2 separate regions of the Homo sapiens genome follow, and region 1 is linked to region 2. A link is a loop called in an ENCODE intact Hi-C map of the cell type or tissue named here. Cell type or tissue: tibial artery. All regions are shown on one strand. Links, peaks and the distances in the headings refer to the core of each region. The heading gives the core; the rest is flanking DNA.

The links. Peaks named below come from ENCODE experiments on the same cell type or tissue, not always from the same donor. Only the 100,000 strongest peaks of a DNase experiment are listed, where the experiment ranks them.
Region 1: a loop joins it to region 2, with 5 times the contacts of the local background. A loop is called at or near these places in 26 of 110 quality-filtered maps.

What each region holds. Positions count from the first base shown.
Region 1 is chr2:173,087,281-173,095,624 of GRCh38, reverse strand. It overlaps MAP3K20 (mitogen-activated protein kinase kinase kinase 20), which reads right to left. Exons shown (of 20, transcript NM_016653.3): 2 at 4,435-4,627. The coding sequence starts at 4,593. Among named protein-coding and RNA genes, the nearest start is that of MAP3K20, 16 kb to the right of the region's middle. In tibial artery, for the core only: no CTCF peak of the experiment used is centred there; a DNase peak (open chromatin) is centred at 4,282; H3K4me3 peaks cover 768 bases; H3K27ac peaks cover 7,518 bases.
Region 2 is chr2:173,202,107-173,210,450 of GRCh38, reverse strand. It overlaps MAP3K20 (mitogen-activated protein kinase kinase kinase 20), which reads right to left. Exons shown (of 20, transcript NM_016653.3): 9 at 6,581-6,655; 10 at 616-722. It overlaps MAP3K20-AS1 (MAP3K20 antisense RNA 1), which reads left to right. Exons shown (of 8, transcript NR_033882.1): 6 at 506-804; 7 at 2,793-2,904. Among named protein-coding and RNA genes, the nearest start is that of MAP3K20-AS1, 76 kb to the left of the region's middle. In tibial artery, for the core only: no CTCF peak of the experiment used is centred there; a DNase peak (open chromatin) is centred at 4,860; H3K27ac peaks cover 7,754 bases.

The DNA.
Region 1 (8,344 bases), core at 324-8,323, 120 kb after region 2:
AGATTCCTGGCCCAAAGAAGTAAACATTTTAAGATTCTTGATACATTTTGCTAAACTCTTCTCCAGAAAGGTTTACCAATTTACATTCCTAATAGCAGTGTATCACAGATGTAGCTAACCAGAGCCATGAGTTTACATTTCAAATAAAATGCTTTCATGAATAAAATTTCTCTGTAACCATAATTTCTGTCAAAAAGACAATGTTCTTTTTAAAAAAGTCTAAAGTAAACAATCCTAGTACCCAAATCTTGGTTCCTAAATAATATACTCCAAAATCAGGTATATTGACTCAGGGCTTCTCAAAAACATGGCTGACTCCAGGAATGAGACAGGAACTAGATGAGCCTAGTACATCTTTTTGTGCCTGAAGTAAGAAAATCATAAAAAAATGACAGCGACATACCAAAAGGACACAAGAGCCAGCTGGAAAGAGCTCTTACTTGCTAAATTTGGGATAGTTTAAGCATGAAAATGAATAACACTAATGGATTATAACATTCTGAATTCCAAAAAGTCTTTAAGTATACGATCAAACAATAAATACATGAATGAATGGTTGACTAAAGGAAGAAAGGAAAAAATAAGGGCAAACTCACTTATGCTAGAACTTTTTACTTTCTGCACAGTAAACTGTTATAGTACTATTTGATCCAAACAAGAATCATCAATAGATGCTAAAAACATTAGTAAATGTTTGCTGAGGAAAGATATTTACTTAGCTTCAAAGTATCTACCAATAGCTTAATTATTAATTACAAAGGAAAAATAGGTATTTTCTTGTACTGTGGAGAAATTGGGTAAACCCCTCTTAACTAAGCATTCAAAACTAACATCATCAATAATGAGACTAACCAACATCACAAGACACCCATTAAGACACACCAAGGACACACAACCTATGTAGTTTTCCTGCCAAAACTACATAAACTCTGACTAGGCTGGGGGCTGGGGAGGAAATCACATAAACCCCAAATGAGGGACATTATACAAAACACTTATCCTATACTTTTCCAAAATGTCTACGTCTTAAAAGACAGAGAAAGGCAGAGAAACTGTTCCAGATTAAGCCGGGCTAAACAGACATGTCGATTATATGCAATATACGATCCTGGATTGGATCCTGGGTTGGAAAAATTGCCATCAAAAGCTCGCATTGCAAAAGTTGGCAAAATGTGAATATAGACTGTATAACAAGTAACATTATTGTTATCATTGTTACATTTTTTGAATTTGTTAATTGTACTGTGGTTGTGTTTTGGGAGATGCTGAAGTATTTAGGGATAAAGGTACATGGCATCTGTAATGTACTCTCATCGTTCAGCAAAAATCATACAATATATATGAATACATATAAATCAATAACATATAGAGAAAAAGCAAATGTAAAATGTTACTAAATGGTGAGTGTAGGGGAAGAATAAAACGTACTAGAGTTCATAGTAGTATTCTTTTAATTGTTCTCTAGGTTTAAAAAAATTTTTTTTTATTATACTTTAAGTTTTAGGGTACATGTGCACATTGTGCAGGTTAGTTACATATGTATACACGTGCCATGCTGGTGTGCTGCACCCACTAACTCGTCATCTAGCATTAGGTATATCTCCCAGTGCTATCCCTCCCCCCTCCCCCCACCCCACAACAGTCCCCAGAGTGTGATGTTCCCCTTCCTGTGTCCATGTGATCTCATTGTTCAATTCCCACATATGAGTGAGAATATGTGGTGTTTGGTTTTTTGTTCTTGCGATAGTTTACTGAGAATGATGATTTCCAATTTCATCCTTGTCCCTACAAAGGACATGAACTCATCATTTTTATGGCTGCATAGTATTCCATGGTGTATATGTGCCACATTTTCTTAATCCAGTCTATCATTGTTGGACATTTGGGTTGGTTCCAAGTCTCTGCTATTGTGAATAATGCTGCAATAAACATACGTGTGCATGTGTCTTTATAGCAGCATGATTTATAGTCCTTTGGGTATATAAAAATTTTTTTAAATAAAGTTTTAAAGAACTACAGAGATTTTAAGTAAATACAGTCTTTCTTTTTTGTTTTTAAATAAAGTAGTAGTATACCCACTAAAACAGAGAAAAGTAGTACATACTCACTACACTAGAGGTCTGCAAATAAAGTGAAAGTAAATAGTCTTCCTTTCTCCTCTCACATAAACAAAGTTAGAGTTTGGTATATATTTTCTCTACATTTTGCTAAGTTTATAGAACATATATTTAGTCTAATATTAAGTCATTCTTAAAGAGTCACATGAAATGAGCTGCGAACATTTTATTAAGTGTTCCATTGCTTCTAAAACTCATTGGCAAAAAACAACCAAGTGACATGGAACTGGATCTATAAATTTGGAAAAAATCCAGGGCTTATTACCTTTATCTTATCACTTAGAAAACACCTAGCCAGAAGCCAACACACATTTCATAAAGCATAACAATTATTTACATAAGAAATGTATATTTCCTTGCTAGTAACTGTCAACTCCTCGCCATAACTTTTTATGTCTTAAACTCATGTTATTCCAGTACAAATAGGGGTTCTTTGCCATAATTTACTGTGTCTCTTTATCACTCATAATCACTGACTAAGCCCCAAAGCAAAAGTGGAGGTTTTGTTTTTCCTACCTACAGGTTTATGAGTTATGCTCTTACAGTTTACTGGAATCAACTCAATTTCTGAATTACCTACATTCATGTTAAATACCTGCACGAAAGCAGGATTTGGCAGTTTCCAATTCCTGCTTTCACTCCTGCACTTTCCTATGTCATTTTCCTGGCTCTCCCAAGAATAGAAGAAAAGGTATTATGTAGGTATCCTTGGGGAGGGGGGAGTGGAGTGAACGGGTTACAATTAATATTTTCCTATCAAAATCTGTTTCATGTCTCATAAAATCTTTTTCACATCGAACAATCATATAAGAACATGTTCCTTTTACTAAAGTTGTACAATCTAAAGCTAAAATATTAGCATATATATAAATAACTGACTATAAATGGATGGAGCAGGTTTAGTTTTCTCTTCGTACCTGGTCAATTAGAGGTTTCAGAGTCAAAAACTAAAGAACAGGGGTTCTAGCCTCCTGGATTTCATTTGCCCCTCCTGGGGCAGCTTAATACATTTCGCAAAGCTCTATTTCCCAATCCATAAAATGGGGACAATAATGCTTCCTATAAAGGACTTAAAGAATTGATCAGCTAAAAGGGCTAGGTTCAGTCCAAGGTAAGACATGGATTTATTACTTGGCTACCATTAAAAATTTTTATTGATTGAGAAATGGGGGAAAGGGAAAGTGACTTTCTCATACCCAGTACCTTTCTGTTTTGTGTACGGATGGGCTTTAAAAGCTCTCCTTTCTTAATGTCTTCCAAAAACCTATAGATTCCCCAAGGCAGAGATCTCTCAGTCCTTCTAACCTGGCTTCAACAATTGGAAACACAGCTGGTGATCACACAATTACACAGCACCGCTGGGAGGAAACTCACAAAGTGCTACCATTTGGGTTTCCTTCTCTAATCAATTGCTATGGTTCACTGGCAGCAGTTAATGAAAAAAATGAAATCATTCAGGGAGATTAAAGGATATTTATGGGAAAGTTCACTTTAAAAAGATATTGAACAATAATTTGCCAAAACAGGGCGTAAATAGAAATGACCAAAACCAGCTCCAGAGGGTCGCTGCTGAAGTTATCAATGCTGCTGAGTCCCTGCAGGTCAGCTCTGTAATTACTTTTATTCTCATGGTACCAAACTGAATGTGACAACCATGTTATATCTCATTCCTGAGAAGGATGACAGTTCTAAGAACTCTGAGCTCAACTAGGACCAGCACAAATCCCAGGCTCTGAAAGCCAAGACCCTTTTCTGATTTTACTAGGAGGACAGCTCTCTGTCTGGCACCTATTAATTCTATATAATACAAAGACCATCACTGTTAGCCTTAAGTAGAGGTGAAATCCAAGAAACAGGTACTGCATATTTCAGTTAAAAAAAACAGTGTCTTATCTTTTAAAAGACAACTGCTGATGACCAGAAGTTCAAGCAGAGAAAATGGAAAGGGTATAAAAACTTCACACATTACTCTTTACCGACCCCTCTTGGCTGCCCAGGGAAGAGAAAAGCTTGAACCCTGGGAAGGTCTAAAATCTCACCTCTGCCTCCAGGAGAGCTCAGAGAACATTTGGTCTTTCATGCCCTGGAAAGAAATCCTCTTACTTCAGCTGACCCCTAGTAGAACTCAACCCTAAAGCACACGCTGCAATAATTTCTATTTATGGGGCTCCCAGAATGGAAATTGGGAAACGGCCTCGTGGATCAGTCCCAAAGGCCTTGCTAGGTCTCTTGCAGCCCTGTGACCCTCTAACTCGAGGTTGAAAAAGCTTACATAAATGGTATCGTGACTGTTTCTGTCAGCTGGAAAAGACCTTACCTCTTTCTCTATTTTGAGGAGCTTCTTTACAGCCACCTCCTTGTCCTGTGATATCCATTTGGCTCGATAAACACTCCCAAAACTTCCTCCACCGCAGTTTTCAAAAAACTGCAAGTCATCAAATTTAATTTGCACAAAGGAGGCACCGAGAGACGACATCTCATAATGACAAAGTATTATACTTCCACAAAATCTGCAGAAAGAAAGAAAAAGAAAAGCTGAATTACAAATATATTAGGCTAAATCCTCTGAATCCTACTTTAGATAATATATCATGAACGAGTCCTGTGAAACTTCCAGAAAGTCACGGTGACTTAGGAAGAAGAAAAGCAAGATTATAAACAATTCGAAAACACTCACCCTGGCAGCCCACGCAAAATTCAACAACAACCTGCCCAGACTTTGAAACACAGCTGCCCACAGAGAAATGGCTCAGATATCCCCCAGACAAAACCTGCAGCAGCACTTCCTACTCATCCCAAGGAGCTCTGCCGAAAGGCTACTGTGTCACCAGGTCTCCTCTCAGGAAGCCCTGACAGACGGGAAGCATGCTTTCCACAGCAAGCTTGCATAGCTCCCCTGGCATCTGAGGCATGCCACCTCTCCACGCTGCACTCACTTCACACAAAATATACACAACCTAAGCCACCGAGCATCCTGGTACACAGACAGCCAAACGGCTGCAAACTGAACACACAATAAACGTTGACTCCAAAAACAAACTTTCAGGTTAGGGATGACAGAAAAGCTGGACTGTTTGCCAGAAGTGGCTCTCTGGACTGTATACTGTAACAAAACTTAAAGAGTAGAAAAAATTTGCCCTTGATTACAATATATTAAGTCATCGAAAGAATACTGCCAAGGACGTTAAAAAATATTATGCTTGTTTCCAAAGAAACGTATTACCCCTCCCAGAGATTATTCTAGTGATCTTTCCTACAGTCTAAGGAGTTTTACTATTCTCCAGGTAAGTGGCCATTGTTAACACTGTATGCCAAACCATAGATTAGTGAGACTTACAAACACAAAAACTGGACTAAAATTGGGTTAAAATTTTGAACCTACATAAAATGCTTAAAATTAGTGGATAAAAAAGTTTGTGTACTATTTTATCCCATGTGTACTATTTTATGTGGTTTATACTATTCTTGCAAAAAGTATAAACCAAAACCTTAAGAGGGACAAATCTATATTTCTAGGACATTCTACAAAACATCTGGCCTAGGCTCCTTGTAATTATGAATGTCATGAAAGTTTTTTTTTGTTTGTTTTTTGCAGAAAAACTTCTAGCATAAGGAAAACTTAAACACAATGACTAGGCTGGATGTGGTGGCTCACGCCTGTAATCCCAGTACTTTGGGAGGCCGAGGCAGGTGGATCTCTTGAGGTCAGGAGTTCGAGACCAGCCTGGCCAACATGACAAAACCCTAAGCATACAAAAATTAGCCAGGTGTGGTGGCAGACACCTGTAATTCCAGCTCTTGGGAGGCTGAGACATGAGAATTCCCTGAACCCAGGAGGTGGAGGTTGCAGTGAGCTGAGATAGTGCCACTGCACTCCAGCCTGGGCAACAGAGCGAGACTCCATCTCAAAAAAAAAAAGGGAAACACGATGACTACATATAATTTATGATCACTGGATTCTGGATAAAAAAATCTATAGAAAATATTATTGGGATATTAGAGAAATCTAAATATTAACTATAAATTAGATGATATTATTTTATCCATGGCAAATAATGGTATTTTTGCTTTATAGATGGATGTCCTTGGATGTATTGCTTGGGAAATGCATGTAGCCATTTTAAAGTATGATGTCTATAATTTACTTTAAAATGGTTCAGTCCTCATCCCTGTCCCCCGACACACACATCCAAAAAAGTACATAGGAATAGAGAGAGGGAGAGAGAAAGCAAGTGTGCCAAAACGTTAAGAACTGGCACATCTAGGTGACAGGTATCTGGACATTTTACTACTCTTTCCATTCTTCTGTGAGTTTTTTTTTTTTAAATAAAAAGGTAGAAGGGGTTGGTTTGTATCCATATAAACTGGCAACATTTCTCCATAAAAAGCCTGGGGCTCTGCTGAGTGAAGTGCACAGGCAGCTCAAAGATCTTAGCATGCAGCTGGCTAGCCATCCCATTTCAGGAAAATCAGGTCACTGAAGAATGCTGATTTCTCACATGAAGTCAAACGCTGCTCTACTTTGGGGAGAAGGCGAGAAAGAGGAAGGGTTATTTGTTCATCCTCTAAAGTTTAGAAGATACACTCCACATAAAAATATGAGTGAGGGAAAGATCATAGTATCCAAATATAGTCTATAAACATATGTGAATCAACAGTTTATGTTACCAACTTTTTTGTAATTCCTATTTAGTTAAACATGGAAAAGAACAAAATTTGTATAAAATTCAGGAATGTTGCCAAGGGTAGGTATATAGAGTATGCAAGCTAAAAAGTTTGTTCAACCAAATGTCAAACACCATTTGCAAGGTTCCCTCAGCATTACAGACACTAGGTTTACATTTTTGTTAATTATTTTTATAAAAGCATTAAAATGAAATTGAACTACAAAGCTTATCATAAAAAATAGAAGTTTCCTGTCTCCCCATTCCCCATACCCAATTCCCACTCTCTAGACGCAACTAATTTCAACTCCTTTAGCATTTTCTTCTGGCACTGAACTCTGTATTTCTAAAGAATGTGCTTATATTACTATTTCTTGATTTTCCATTTTAGATATTATCTATTAACTTCTGTGGAAGACAAGAATTTAGTTCTCATATATCACCCTCTACCTCCATGCATGCAAGCATGGCATACTTGCCCAAACCTCCCAGCTTCCAACCGTACTGTAACATTTGGTTAAGTCAATAGTCAGTGTTTACAGTAATCCAACAAAGTAAACATTATTCCCAGCAGTGCCATGTAGGATTCAATAATTACATTTCCTTTCTTGGATAACGTTTGGATTCTCTTAGAGTTATCAGTTGCCCTGTTTTTGCTTTTTTGTTGTTGTTTGCTTAGCTTTTTACACTCCTAACACATTCCCCCCATTAATCTCTCCCACGAGCTGCAAAACTCCTCTCAATAAAATTAAAACAAGTAATTTCTCTTTTTTTTCACTCTTTGGTTCTATTGTTTTTAGAGACACTCCTTCTAGGCCCTTCATCCTGATTCAGTCTGGCTGGAATGGTTGCTCTCTAGGCCTGACTTGGACTGGGACTCCTGTTGGCTACCATCCTAAGAATTTCCTTCACCTTTTTCCTCTGTGAGAACCTTGTCTTTGGATTTCGCATCTTCCCTTTCTTGGTTTACTCCCTTGTTTTGATGACACACATATCTCCCATTAGTTACCTGAATAGAACACACAGAATAGAATTTTTTGAGAATCTGTATATCTTAAAATGTCTTGATTGGTAGCCTGGTTGGGCATACAATTCTAGGTAGGAAATGATTTTCCATATAATTTTGAAAGTATTACTTCATTTTCTCCTAGTTTCTAATGTGGCTACTGAGCAGTCTGATGTTACTGATTATTAACCATTTTTATATTATTTTTTCCTCTCTGAAAGCTTTTAGGATCCTCTATTGATCCCAGGAATCCTGAATTTTAATAGGATATGTTTAGGAATGAGTCTTTTTCATTCATTGGTAGGACACTCAGTGAACTCTTTCTATCTGTAACTCATGTATTCTAATTCCAAGAAAGTTTCTTGTGTTATTCATTTACCACTTATAGCCACTTTGACTTCATGTCATCTCATTTCCCATACACACACGAGGAACTGCCTGCACTTCCCAATATACACTGACCTCTCACATCTCCACATTTCTACACAGGCTAGTGTCTCTGCTTCAAATACTTTTCTCTGCACAGCAAACTCCTATCCCTGACCACCTCTTTGAGT
Region 2 (8,344 bases), core at 40-8,039:
CAACAGAGGACAAAGCTTCCTAACAAAGTAAACACAGAGAAATGTCTGGTAACCATCTTTTGTCTCAGAAGACAGGATTTCAATTTTTTTTTTTTTGAGATGGAGTTTTTCACTCTTGTTGCTCAGGCTGGAGTGCAATGGCATGATCTCGGCTCACTGCAACCTCTGCCTCCAGGTTCAAGTGATTCTCCTGCCTCAGCCTCCTGAGTAGCTGGGATTACAGGCATGTGCCACCACACCTGGCTAATTTTTTGTATTTTTAGTAGAGACAGGGTTTCTCCATGTTGGTCAAGGTGGTCTCAAACTCCTGACCTCAGGTGATCTGCCTGCCTTGGCCTCCCAAAGAGCTGGGATTACAGGCGTGAGCCACCGCGACCGGCCTCAATATTCTTTTCAAATACTTACACAAGGCAACAAGCTTGGAGAAACACTATTTCTTGCTTATGAAATGCAGGACTTATAAGAGTTCCAAAATCATAAAAAAAACCTTTTCTTTTTCCCTAAGCTATGGTCAGAAATCAGGACTGTCATTCAGATCTCTGGTTCACTTCTTCATTGAGACGAGTGATGGTCTTTGAAAGCCAGACGCTGTGGCCTGCTGTCGGGGCTACCCACCTCCACTCCGCCTTGTTGTGTAGGAATGAGTTACACTTGTCAGGAAGGCTCGTGTCATTTGACATGGACTCCAGGATTGAAATGATTTGCTTGAATGATGGCCGTTTCTGAAGAAGAGAAAATAAGTAATCATTCGCTGGGACTTAAGAAAGGAGATATTTAAGAGAAAACGTAGATACTACAAGCATAGTAATAAACTCAACCCACCATAACAAAATAAAACATGATACAATGTCCTGATGTAGTTATTTTACAATCATCAGATCACTCAGGTTTAGGGAGCTCTATTCTTTATTTTCGGTGAACTATTCACAAGGAGAGATTCAGATGCTGTTTTCTATCGTGTGGCCTAAGGTTGGGATAATTCATGTTTTTTGTCCAGGAAGGGAGAAAACTAATTCTCTCTTTTAAGAACTCCTAAAAGGAAACAGTGAAGTCCTTTAAAAATCTCCGTGATAAAGCCAGTAAAAAGTTAACAGTAGACTGTGTGTGGTGGGATGTTAGTGTTCACTGTAAAATTCTTTCCACTTTTATGTTTGAACATTTTTATGATAAAGCGTTGGGGGGAAATCTACCTATCAATCTATTGGAACTAATAAAATTTTCCAAATTGGTTTGTCAGAAAAAAAAATTCAGGTACTATGCTGATTATCTGGGTGAGGAAATAATCTGTACTCCAAACCTCCATGACACACAATCTACCTATATAACAAACGTGGCCATGTGCCCCTGAACCTAAAAGTAAAGTAAAAACAAGAAAAAACCCCAATTTTAAAGCCATCATAACTTCACTGTTCTCAATATTTATTTTCTGTTATAATTAGCTTTAGTGCTAAGACACTGTAAGGTACTGTTCACTAGAAATGAGCAGTGGTTAAGTGTGTTTCTTGAGCTGGCAGTAACTATTCTAGTCTATCTCTTTAGACTCTAGCCAAGGTTGAGACAAAAGGTTAAAACAAAAAGAGAAAGATAATAAAAAGGATGATGCACATTCTCTCTTCATCATGCCTCGTAATTACGCCATTACTGAACAAATTATAGTTGCAGCAATTAAAACATGCATTTTAATTTAAGAGCACAAAAACAAGAAGAAACAATGTTGAGGTGGCTTGCTCTCAGGATTTAAGTGCTTCCTACATTACTAAGAAAAGCAATTTTTCCATTTCTCAGAAATATAAAAACCTAGGATATATAATGAGTTCTGCCATTATTATTCTCTTTCAAGGGCACTTGTGTGCATGTGTGTGCCTGTGTCTTTCCTTGAAGAGGGCACACATAGATAAATGTTACTGATATATATTAAGCCTTCTAATAAGCAAAGAGGAAAATGCCCTAAGTAGGAAGCTTGAAAAATGTTCTATTTATCTTCTTTAACTTTGTCCTCCTCTTAATTTCTCCCAGCATGTATCAGGTTTTAAAATGATTTTTTTTTTTTTTTAAGACAGAGTCTTGCTCTGTTGCCCAGGCTGGAATGCAGTGGTGTGATCATAGCTCACTGCAGCCTCGACCACCTGGGCTCACCAATTTTCCTGCCTCAGCCTCCCAAGTAGCGGGGACTAAAGGTGTTTGCCACCATGGCCAGCTAATTTTTTAGTTTTTTATACAGAGGGGTCTCGCCATCTTGCCCAAGCTGGTCTCAAACTCCTTGTCCCAAGTGATCTTCCTGCCTCAGCCTCCTAAAGTGATGGGATTACAGGCATGAGCCACTGTGCCTGGCCTGAAAAATGTTTTAATCATTTGCATAAGAACTAATTATATAATAAAGGATTTTCATTTTGCAAGGAAAAGCAGCAGGAAGAGCTAATGAATTTTTAAAGAATAATTTCCCTACATTTAATCATTCTTAAAATAAGGTGAAACTCTTCTGTAATTGGATGACCAGCATCCCTAGAAAAAATTTAATTTTATAGTCAGAACCTACTCTTGGATAGAGGTTATCAAAGTGAACATTTAAGAGGTGATAACAATGTAGATTTTTGTGGTAATAATATTCTATGAGTATTCTGGTTACAGAATACAACACTTTGTCTAGGATCTTATATAAATTCCTCTGAAGCGGATTAGGTTCCTTTTAGGCATCACATAGGATTTGCTTATTCAAAAAAAAAAAAAAAACTGGGACCATTTGTGAAGCATCTACATACATTATTTCTCTATTTGTTATCTTCATTTTATAGGTAAGGACCACAAGTCTCAGAAGAGTAGGAAGTGCCCAGCATCACACAGGAAGCAAGTTACAGAACCAAGGGCTCTGTTCATAAACTGTTCAACATCTTTTATCACATAAGGGTAAGATACTACTTCCTATTGAACTTATGACTTCAACTTACTATTATTATTTGTGGAGACGGCGTCTTGCTCCATTGCCCAGGCAGGAGTGCAGTGGTGCAATCTCGGCTCAGTGCAACCTCTGCCTCCCAGGTTCAAGTGATTCTCCTGCCTCAGACTCCCAAGTAGCTGGGACTACAGGAACGCGCCACCACGCCCAGCTAATCTTTTGTATTTTAGTAGAGACGGGGTTTCACTGTGTTGCCTGGCTGGTGTCCAACTCCTGAGCTCAGGCAATCTGCCTGTCTTGGCCTCCCAAAGTGCTAGGATTACAGACGTGAGCCACTGCACGAGACCAACTTATTTTTTTCCCTATTTAGAAATGTCATTTTAGGACCTGAACCAATACCCACCTTTCCTTTTTTTCTCCTTCTCTTCAATAAAATATTTTGAGCACCTGTTGTAAGCCACTAGAAGGACTTGACATTTACCTAATATCAGCTTTCTCTTGCATACATCACCACCCCGCCCCCGACCCTCATTGCAAAAGAACAGCAGTTCTATAGGTGGGCTGAATATTTTAATCTAGATGTTTGTTAATACTCTAAAAATTTAAGGACTTAAAAAAAAAAAAAAAGAAAGTACTTTATTGCTCTACATATGTGCATAGGACTGGCACTAACTTCTGGTTGAATTGCTACGTATTTCTAGCCAGAAAATGGATGTACCACTCAGGAAATTTACTGTGGTCTGGCTACTTCAGGCAACAACAAATTTGGCATCCACTTTCCAAATTGATGTAATGTGCAATAGGCAAATACATGTAACAATTACCTCTACACCCTTATAAAGCTTGCCGTCCATCTAGGAAGAAAATATGTCTTTAAAAATACAGCTGTACCAGGTAAGGCCCAGACTGTGGTTTAGGAAAAGTGCTAAGCCTGGGGTGGGATAAATAGAATAACCAAGGAAGACTTGATGATGAAGTATTCAGAGGAGAAAGTAAAGAAGGAAGAGAACTTGTTTGGGAATGAAAGTATGTAAGGTGTGTCTAGAGGAGATCAGCAGTGAGAGAGTTGGAAATGTGGGCCGTGGCCAGGTATATAACCAAATCAAATACAGGGGACATGTCACTGTTTAATCAGAATAAAATGACATGAATTTAGAAAATAAAAATCAATCTTAAACTTCCTTTATACTTCATGTGGCTGGAATGCAAGATTTCTTTGGTCCTAAAGAAGGGTTAGCTTACTACATTTAAAGACATGCCAGCTGCACAGCTTCAAGACTGGGCCTAATGTTCTTGTTGTGTAAGGTGGATGTACCATAAATGTACATTCTTAGAATTTTAATTAATGTGGTACTGAGTGCTCAATTAAGAAACTCAAAATTTGCTTTGCATACTGAAATCTAATCACAATTATAGAGATCTAGCTGCAATAATCAAATTCAATGCAAATAATTTCAGGCAAAATTTCTATTTATGTATCAGAGAGAAACATATGTCCAAAATGACTTCTACATCACAATGGACATATAACTAGTAAGAAGGGTAGGGAAGGGGTAGTATGATACCATTTTAACAGTATAAAATAAATGTTTTAAAGCAAGCTTGAAAATACGTGCTTATAGTTTCTACTGAACTAGTTGCAAAGTGTAGGCATTTCTCTTAATGCTTAAAAATCCCCATTCTACAAAATCATGTACTAAAAAGGAGCAGGGCAGACCATTCAAAAACCATGCAACTGTGTCATCAAATACTAATAAAAAGAACAACAATCCTAAATAAAATACTAACACAGTTTAAAAAGATTATTCTTTAGTAAAAATAATACTAGGAATATCTAGGACTCTACTTAAAAAAAAGGGTAAGGGAAGTCTAAAGACCAGGAGTGAAAGCAAAGATTTTGCAACATGTACGCAGCACAGTTTGTTGCTGGGAGAACCAGCAACAAATTCTTCCAAGTTAAGCCAAGCCAAGCCAAGAAGGAGCACGTGGAGTGAACAGGCTTCATGGCACTGGTCCCTTGCTGCCTTGTTGGCTGCATTATTACACTTTGTGCTCAGTGCAGAACAATGTGTTGGGAAACATTATGAACCATCAACATGAATTCTGTGTTATACTAACATAGTCCCCAGTCTCCATTCTCACCAATTGCTTCTGAGTTAGTTATTCCCATTAAAGAAACATATTGTAGAAGAACAGAGTATATTTTATGGCCATTCTTCTTGGGGGTCAGATTGGAACAGGGTTTACATTCAGTAAGAAATTTGATTCTTTAGTCTTTCTTTTTAGTCTCTGTTTAAAAGATCAGTTTTAATACCTCTATTTCCACAAAAAACTGGACAAATTTAAACTATAAAACTTTTGTTCCTTTCTTGAGTGTAACTGCTCTCTTATTCTAATCTTTAATCTGTGAGAATATGTTTTATTTTATTTATTTATTTTTTTTTTTTTTTTTTTTGAGACAGAGTCTCGCTCTGTCACCCAGGCTGGAGTGCAGTGGCGCAATCTTGGCTCACTGCAAGCTCCGCCTCCCGGGTTCATGCCATTCTCCTGCCTCAGCCTCCCAAGTAGCTGGGACTACAGGTGCCCGCCACCACGCCCGGCTAATTTTTTGTATTTTTAGTAGAGGTGGGGTTTCACTGTGTTAGCCAGGATGGTCTCGATCTCCTGACCTCATGATCCGCCTGCCTCTGCCTCCCAAAGTGCTGGGATTACAGGCGTGAGCCACCGCGCCCAGCCTATTTTTTATTTTTTAACTCATTATGGAAAATTCCAAAATATACAAAAGTAGAGATAACAATATAATGAACCTCTATATATTATCACTCAGCTTCAAAAATTATCATGGCCAATCCATTTTAATCTATACCATCATCCATTTCCCTTCACTTTGTTTTGAAGCAAATCCAAGACTAGCCTATCATTTCATCTGTAAACATTTCCATATGTATGCGAGAGTCTTTTAAAATGATCTTTGCAGGGAAAGGATATGGGCCATTCATGCTCAAATGTGATAACCACATGAAAGCCTAAGCTTTGGAATTTCTCCAACTCTATTGTGGAGCTCAAAAACATCACTGAAGCTGGACAGGCAGTACATATCAAGATGCTCTAGAAGCGCTACTTTTGTCTGCTCTTTGGCTAGAAAAGCAAAATAGTGCAGTGGTTAAGAGCAGGGACTGTGCCAGACCTAGTTCATGTCCAGCCCTACTACCTACTAGCTGTGTGGCCTTGAGCTCATGATGTAACCTCTGTATGTCTTGGTTCTTCATCTGTTAAATGAGGATAATTGAGGCATCTATTTCATAGAGATATTCTGAGGAATAAATGAGTTAACATACATAAAGTGTTTGGAACAGTGCCTGGCATATTCTAAGTACTGTGTCTTAGCCATCTCAATAGCATATAGGTGCAATAGTTATTACTAAAAATTAAAAACAAAATAATAAAATTATTTATACTGAATTCAGAATGTCAAAGCGTGCTATGAGAATGAGTTAATAATGAGTCTCTAGAGATCAAGATTAAGCAGAATGTCAACAGAAAACCTTAACAGTCAATCTGGGGCTCATAGGAGCATCAATCCAGCTTTGCTTTGTAATGAATTTTATTACCCTAAGTTTTAAAAACTGAAAGCCAAACAAGAGAAATTTCAGAATTCTAAACAATAACAAAAATACATATGTATACCTTGGCATCAGCTTCCCAACACTGATGTAACAGTTCAGCAAAACTTCTGGGGCAACTGCTTGGAATGGTTAATCTCTACAATAGACAGAGGGAAACAAAACAAAATAAAACAGGGATTTATTCATTAATGTCAGCAAACACCGTATCTGAAGGGTCATAATAGAGTTATTTTAAGAACATAAGGCATGAAATTTAAAGCTTCCATTGATTAATATGTGACAAGTGACAATTTATGTTTAGATCTGTAATCTCTAAAGACTCATACTTTTTCTTGAAAGGGAACTGTAGTGAACGGAGAAGTCAGGTTCAGTACAACTAATGCAACAAAACATAAAATATCTAAACAGAACTACAGTAGGAGGGGGCAAGTCGGAACTTAAATATTAAATATAAAACCATATGTCACTGTATGTTTATAGGCAACTTGCGATATATGTAAATAGGCCAGGTAACTAGAAACCAGTTTAGCTTTGGCAGTAGGTATACAACTCTGAAAACATCTGAGCACAGATCACAGAGATAATTTTAAAAACTCTACATTTCTCAGTGGTAAATAAGACATTCTGAACGTATGACTGATTACGGCTTTGTTTTGGTCAAACCCATATACTTTAAGGACCCGATACAACAAAAATTATAATGTGAGGATGGTCCTGTTCTAACATCCTACAGTGGTGCTTCTCATAGAACTTGTGGTGCCTCTATTCCACAGAAGCATTTTGTGTTTGTTTTAGAGACTGGTGGGTTGCAACCGACTTTTAAGTATAACAGGTCAGGAATGCTAGACAATTCAATATACCATACTATCCTGCATAACCAGGAACTCCCCTGTATCCCACAAAATTTCAAATGCCCCATTTACATTCATGTAAGTAAAACAAGCAAACAATGAAGTTTATAATTTTCTGGGCCTAGAATCTAACTCTAACTTACAAATAAACACAAAGTATTCTTTTGAACAGTTTTAAGATACACTGAACTCTGCAGAATGCATCTACCAAATAAAATAAATCAAAGGCTTATTGATTCTTGCATGATTCATAACTTTATCATGATTTCTGACATAACAACAACAGTGCTACTCCCAGTACTGGAGTCGTTAATACAACCCAACTCCATCCGGGTGCATTTGTAGCTGCTGAGTTCTATTTATCCCCTAAAACTGTTCCAAAATCTCCTCTGGTGTGGTCATGCTTGAGCATTTGTACACTGGAAAACATCTTTCATTTATTTCTCTTTTATATTACAGTTAGAGCATTATGTTAACTTACAATATAATGTGTGTAGGTAGTTGTGTTACCTTTGAATTTCACCTCAAGGGAGTGTAAGGGGTTGTTAACATAGTTGTTATAAAATGAGCATTGGGTGTGATGGAGTTGAGAACTGCTGTAATAAGTATTAAGACTTATTCCACAGTTCTGTTTGCCAAAGAAGTTTTGCAAATAAAAAACTTAAAACTGAACTTGGCTGGATTTGGGGGAGGCTATGAGAAGCTAGAAACATAGTTGCCTTGACAAGAAAACTGACAACCTGTATTCTGAATTACAGATAATCCTAAAATCAAAACAAAGTTGAAAAACAAAACAACTCTCTCCAAACTAAAGGCCGTGCTAAGCACTTTCAAACTTCTAGTCTTGTGATTTCACAGAATAGGACAAGATGTATTAAACTGTACTATTATTTTACTGTAAACTGCAGACCTTTTGATGAAGGTTAAAAAAAAATTCAGGTGTTTACTTTTTTAAATATAAAATGGTTGGGGGC